Linked DNA regions of Homo sapiens: region 2 is linked to region 1. Evidence: chromatin loops called from intact Hi-C (ENCODE). Cell type or tissue: PC-9. All regions are shown on one strand. Links, peaks and the distances in the headings refer to the core of each region. The heading gives the core; the rest is flanking DNA. Region 1 overlaps PYGB (glycogen phosphorylase B). Region 2 overlaps VSX1 (visual system homeobox 1).

Region 1 (2,909 bases), core at 232-2,731:
AAAAGCCAGCTCCTATCTCCTGCGGTTATTTGCTGCATGTCTTAGGATGCTTTGAATTTCCAAATGGCTTAAAGCTTTGATCCGTTTAATAATAATAATAATAAAAGATATAATCTGAAAAGACTTCTAAAGTTCTCCCAATTATTTATTTGTATTTTTTACAATTGTATTATTGCATTTTATTTGTATTTATTAAGCAGGACAGCTGGTGACACTGAAAAGATTTGCAGACAACAGCACTGTGTTGATTAAAATGTCCAGAGTTTAACTGCTCTACTGTGGGTGTGTAGGAGAGCTTCCCTGTTTTTCCGGAGTACTCACTGCCGTTTTTGGGGGTGAAGGGGCAACAAGGCTATGACTCAGTTTTTTTTTTTTTTTTTGAGACAGAGTCTCGCTCCGTTGCCCAGGCTGGAATGCAGTGGCGTGATCTCAGCTCACTGCAACCTGCTCCTCCCAGGTTCAAGCAATCCTCCTGCCTCAGTCCCCCAAGTACCTGGGACTACAGGCGCCCACCACCATGCCTGGCTAATTTTTGTATTTTTAGTAAAGAAGGGGTTTCACCTTGTTGGTCAGGCTGGTTCTTACTTTCAAATGATTCGGAGAAAAATGAACTTACAGCGACAAAATGACCTAACAAGTGTGTTGCAATGTTTAACATCTGGGGAATCCGGATGAAGCGTCAACAGGAATTACAAGAAATCTCTGTATTATTCTTGCAACTTTTTAAGGGTCTGAAATCACATAAAGTTTAAAAGGAAATATGGCTGAGATGTGGAGGTGAGGTCGGTTACCTTATTTTATTTTATTTTATTTTATTTTATTTTATTTAGGCAGAGTTGCCCAGGCTGGAGTGCAATGGCGCAGTCTTGGCTCCCTGGTTCAAGCAATTCTCCTGTCTCAGCCTCCCGAATAGCTGGGACTGCAGATGTCCACCACCACGCCCGGCTAATTTTTGTATTTTTAATAGAGACCAGGTTTCACCATATTGGTCAGGCTGGTCTCGAACTTTTGACCTCAGGTGATCCACCTGCCTCAGCCTCCCAAAGTGCTGGGATTACAGGTGTGAGTCACCACGCCCGGCCATATTTTATAAAGCCACCACGGCCCCTGTGGATTAGTCAGGGTTCTCCAGAGACACAGAACAGTAAGGTATGTGTAGAGAGAGACAGATTTAAGAAATTGGCTCAAGTGATTCTGAAGTGCAAGGCCACAACCTACAGAGTGGGGTGGGCCAGCAGGCTGGAGACCCAGGCAAGCTGCAGCTCTGGTGCAAGGTAGCTGGTGGCAGGGTTTGTTCTGCAAGGCCTTCCCCCATGGGAGGCTGTGAAACTGTGATGTAATGAGATATACTTATTTGTTCTTCCTGGCCTGTGCTCCTAACACCCTTGTAATTTCCTAAGTGATAAGAGCAATAAAAATGAAAGAAGTGTCTTTTGTTATTCATAACAAGTCCCTTTCAACCACGCCTGATGTGGTCACCAAAAGGTGACTTTTGGCAAGCCCCTCAGGGCAGAGGCTGGCTGCCAGGGGAACCAGCTCTAATTAGAGGGTTGGAAGTTTCAGGCCCACCCCTCCCGCCAGCCCCAACCTCCAGTGAAGGGAGAGGGGCTAAAGGCTGAGCTCATCACCAATGGCCAATAATCACACTAGGTAACTGCGGCCTCCATAAAATCCCCAACTGAAGGGGATGGAAGAGCTTCCTTCCAGTTCAGTGAATCCTGGAGGTGCTGGGACAGTGGCACCTGCAGAGGGAATGGAAGCCCCTGCACCCTCCCTCAGACCTGCCCTCTGCATATCTTCTATCTGGCTGTTCCTGGGTTGTATTCCTTGTAAGTAATTGGTAAACGCAAGTGAAGTGTTTCCCTGAGTTTCATGAGCCATTCTGGCAAATCATCAAACCTGAGGAGGCTGTCGGTCAGAGGTCAGAAGGGAGGTCCTGATGTGCAACTGACATCTGGGGTGGAGAAGTCTTGTGGGACTGAGCCTTTAGCCTGTGGGATCCGAGGCTACATCTAGGTAGACAGCATCAGAACGGAACTGAATTGTAAGATGCTCAGTCAGTGTGGGAAACACCACCCCCCGACCCCCCCAGAGGGACATCCACGTTACTATCTAGGCACAACAGCCAAGTTGACACATAAAACCAGCCACCACAGCCTGCAAGGGCAGAGGCCAGGCTGTCTTCTGCAGAAAATGAAGGCACACACTGTAGGCTTCTCCATCTGCTAAAATGACAGCTGAGGCCTACCTTCCAAGTGGCTAGCTGTCAGCAACACAAAACAGCACCCACCATCAGCTACTGGTCAGAGAAAATGACTTTGAGCGATCTGCTGTCAGGGAAGCCTGCCCAGGAGATGCAAGCTCAACTTCACACATAAAAGTGGAAATACATCAGAAAAATTGGGAGTGTTAGGATTCCGGAGGCTGGTACCACAACTGACTAATTAAAACAAATCCCAGAAGTGGGGATCACAGAGCAGAAGGGTCTGCAAAACACTTCTCTAGATCATCTTCTTTAACTCCTGGGTCCAGCCAAACCAAAAGATTAATCGTATTTCATTGTGTTTATCTCATTAGGAATATTTAGGACAGCAGTGTGGGCCCCAAGGTAGAGCTGCTTTTCCTTAATCTGTGTTGTAGTCATGCCAGGAGCTTATGGGAAGAGTCTCAAAAACTGATTGTTACATCCACTGCAGGGGTGCTGCAGGTCAGTGGCTCAGCACATCGACAACACAGCTTCACAAAGGCCCACAGAATAAACCGTGCAACTGTCCTTTCAGGATGTTATAGAAGGGATCCCGTGACTCTCATAACTGGGCATGGGCTGCTTTCACTGCCAGGATCCTGGTCTGTGTTTTGTGTCCTGACCCTCACTGTCCCACCCCAACCCTCACTCTGAGGCCTTCTAA
Region 2 (2,909 bases), core at 240-2,739, 180 kb after region 1:
TAGTCCTTTATTAACATAATGTTTTTAATGAGAAATATCACCAGCAACCCAATAGCCTAAGCTCGGAAGGAGCCAGTGCCCCAGTGAGCTCATTCCAATTAATGAGAAAAAGCAGGAAACACTGTAGTTGACCTCTTCACACAATGTGGGAAAAGGGAGTTTGATTCTTTAGTTTTTTTCATTCCTGACTCTATGGAAACTTCAGTGGACGTGGTCACAAGTGTCCCTACTGCGTTGAATGCCCGTGAGTCCGGACCGCACGTGGGCGCTGCTGGGGGCTCCTGGGCGCTCTCCCTGAGGGCGGCTGGTTGGCCCTCGGGAGCTATTTCCTTCAGAAATAGCATGGGATCATGCTCGGGAGAGAAGATCCGAGCCCTGGGACGCCGCCTCCGCTCCTCCAGGCGCCCCTCTTCACTGTCTCTTCTGTGTGCCTTCTGCTTCTCCTGCCTCCAACCAGGTCTGGTTTCAAAACCGCAGGGCCAAATGGCGCAAGCGGGAGAAGCGCTGGGGCGGCAGCAGCGTGATGGCCGAGTACGGGCTGTACGGGGCCATGGTGCGCCACTGCATCCCGCTGCCAGACTCCGTGCTCAACTCCGCCGAGGGCGGCCTGCTGGGCTCCTGCGCGCCCTGGCTCCTGGGTAAGGAAGGGCCCCCGGGATCGCACGGCTCGAGGTGTTGTAGGAGGTGGGGGAATCCCAGGGTGTCCCCACCGAGGCAGCCATTTCCAAAGCAAAGCAACGTCAGTTTACTGAGATTCAGGTCCAGAACCGTTCTTATTATTTTTAATTAATAACAAAGCTTGCAGCAACTGGATGGTTGCCTCATTTTTCACAGAGACTGTCTAGGCTGTGTGGAAGTCTCACCGGGCTATGCATGCTAAATATGTATTTGGGATTTAAGGGTGAAATGACATCATTGCATTAACAGCATCCAAGTGTTGAATGCTGTTAGAATTTTTAGAAACCATACAATTTAGGGCACTTGGTAATAGGAAACAGGGCAGTGCTGAGCAGCGACCCCTGGGGACAGTGAGCCCCTCCATCTGAGTCAGGAGGGCTGGCCCCGGGCTTGGTTCTGCCATGAACAACCTGCCGAGTGGCTTTTCTGTCCCTTAGATTTTTGGTGCTCAAAGAGTCTCCGCTGCTGAGACCCAGCACTCTCAGGATGCTCCACCCTTGTTGCCCTGTTTGCTGTCGCCAGAAACCAACAGGCAGGGATCACAGATTGTGGGAATGAGTCACAGATGAGTACCTCCGGGCACGGGGTAATTAGTTAGGAGGATCATGGTGGCATTTTAGGTTTAGATGGAGGAAGTTTTTTGCTCAGCGAACAGTTTTTGAACAGCTACCAAGCAGCCCTATCCTGGGCACTGGAGGTTCCAATCATAGATATGTCCTGACTTTGCTCTCAAGGACTGAAACACTAGAGGGAGCATTGTAGGCAGTGACCCAAACTGGCTCATCTGAAATTGCACAAACAGGTGGGGGAGGGCACTTACTGGCATCTGCGAGACCGCAGCCTAGGGGAAAGTGGGCCCAATGCCAATCACTGTGTCATCCTAAACACCTTTGCTGGATGTGACCCGGGGTCAGACACCTGCTTTAAACCCCTAAGGTGGGAGTTACCTACCTGCCTCTCCTGTAGGCCCCAGAGATAGGCACTGACAAGGACAATTCTAGTGGGATTTAGAGAACAATAAGAAGGAAATTTACTTCATTGCTGAATTTAAATTTTTATTTTTATTTTTTCCTTTTTATTTTTTTTTTTACAAGGGATGCATAAAAAATCCATGGGGATGATAAGGAAGCCAGGAAGTGAAGATAAGTTGGCAGGACTCTGGGGCTCTGACCACTTCAAAGAAGGTTCTAGCCAGAGTGAGTCAGGATCACAGAGAGGCTCAGATAAAGTGAGCCCTGAGAATGGCTTGGAAGATGTGGCTATTGACCTCTCCAGCTCTGCCCGGCAGGAGACCAAGAAAGTGCACCCTGGGGCTGGTGCTCAAGGAGGCTCCAACTCCACGGCACTGGAGGGGCCCCAGCCAGGGAAGGTGGGAGCCACATGAGACCCACAGGTCCCACTGTCAAAGGCTGAAAATGTGCATATTCCTCACTGGCATTTTCCAAAAGACAAAAATTGTCCAAGACATATACTCTCAGTTTGATTTTCTTCTGACAATGTCAAGATAAAATGCAATGCCACTTGCTTTAAGAGGACAGATGAGTGACCTAGGGAAAATTCTATTTCATTCTAGAATGGAAACGGTTCCTTAATGGCACTTTAACCAGTTAACTTGGTGCAAAACTTTTGATTCTCTTTTGTAGCTTGAGCAGGGAGGATCCGAAGTTCAAAAATGATTTCACTGCTGGGCATCATTTGAGATGTGTGGTTCAATGTACTGTATAGATGAATAGGTTAGGTCTGATGTCCTCATTCTCAATTAGGAAATATAAAATTGTTTAATATCCAGAAGAATCTGATATCATCATAGTGAAGACTCCATACAGACACATGAATGAATTATATTGTCTTTACCTTGAACTTGGCCTTGGATATTTCAATTTTCTTGTTAGGGAGTAATTTTGTGTTTTCTTGAGTGTCACTTGATAGGCTATGCATATTGGAATTCAAAGAAACCCATACTCTAGTCGTTTCTGCATTTCCTTTAAAAATAGCATGGGATCATATTTAAACAATTGTTGGATAGCTGGAAACAGTGTTTTTAGGTCAGACCAGGCTTTTGGTCTTTCAAAATTTGTGATTGAAAGCACTTTAGTGACTTGGATTTTGTAAATCTTTCCTTTCCTGCGTTTCCTTTGCCATTTATTTATTCTTTAAAAATAAACATTTTGTGGTGTGTTTACTTTTCAAGGCACTCCTCTATTACACACTTGTACATCTCCACTATCTCT

Evidence for each region. Peaks named below come from ENCODE experiments on the same cell type or tissue, not always from the same donor. Only the 100,000 strongest peaks of a DNase experiment are listed, where the experiment ranks them.
Region 2: it touches region 1 in a loop (5-fold over the local background); 16 of 110 quality-filtered maps call a loop at or near these places.

Annotation. Positions count from the first base shown.
Region 1 is chr20:25,251,543-25,254,451 of GRCh38, reverse strand. All of the region lies in intron 1 of PYGB (glycogen phosphorylase B), which reads right to left. Among named protein-coding and RNA genes, the nearest start is that of PYGB, 4.9 kb to the right of the region's middle. In PC-9, for the core only: no CTCF peak of the experiment used is centred there; a DNase peak (open chromatin) is centred at 1,321; H3K4me3 peaks cover 2,116 bases; H3K27ac peaks cover 2,483 bases.
Region 2 is chr20:25,075,414-25,078,322 of GRCh38, reverse strand. VSX1 (visual system homeobox 1) reads left to right here. Exons shown (of 5, transcript NM_014588.6): 4 at 458-638; 5 at 1,773-2,860. The coding sequence ends at 2,062. Among named protein-coding and RNA genes, the nearest start is that of VSX1, 5.3 kb to the left of the region's middle. In PC-9, for the core only: a CTCF peak has its summit at 1,463; DNase peaks (open chromatin) are centred at 562, 1,352, 1,432 and 1,872; H3K4me3 peaks cover 2,361 bases; H3K27ac peaks cover 2,500 bases.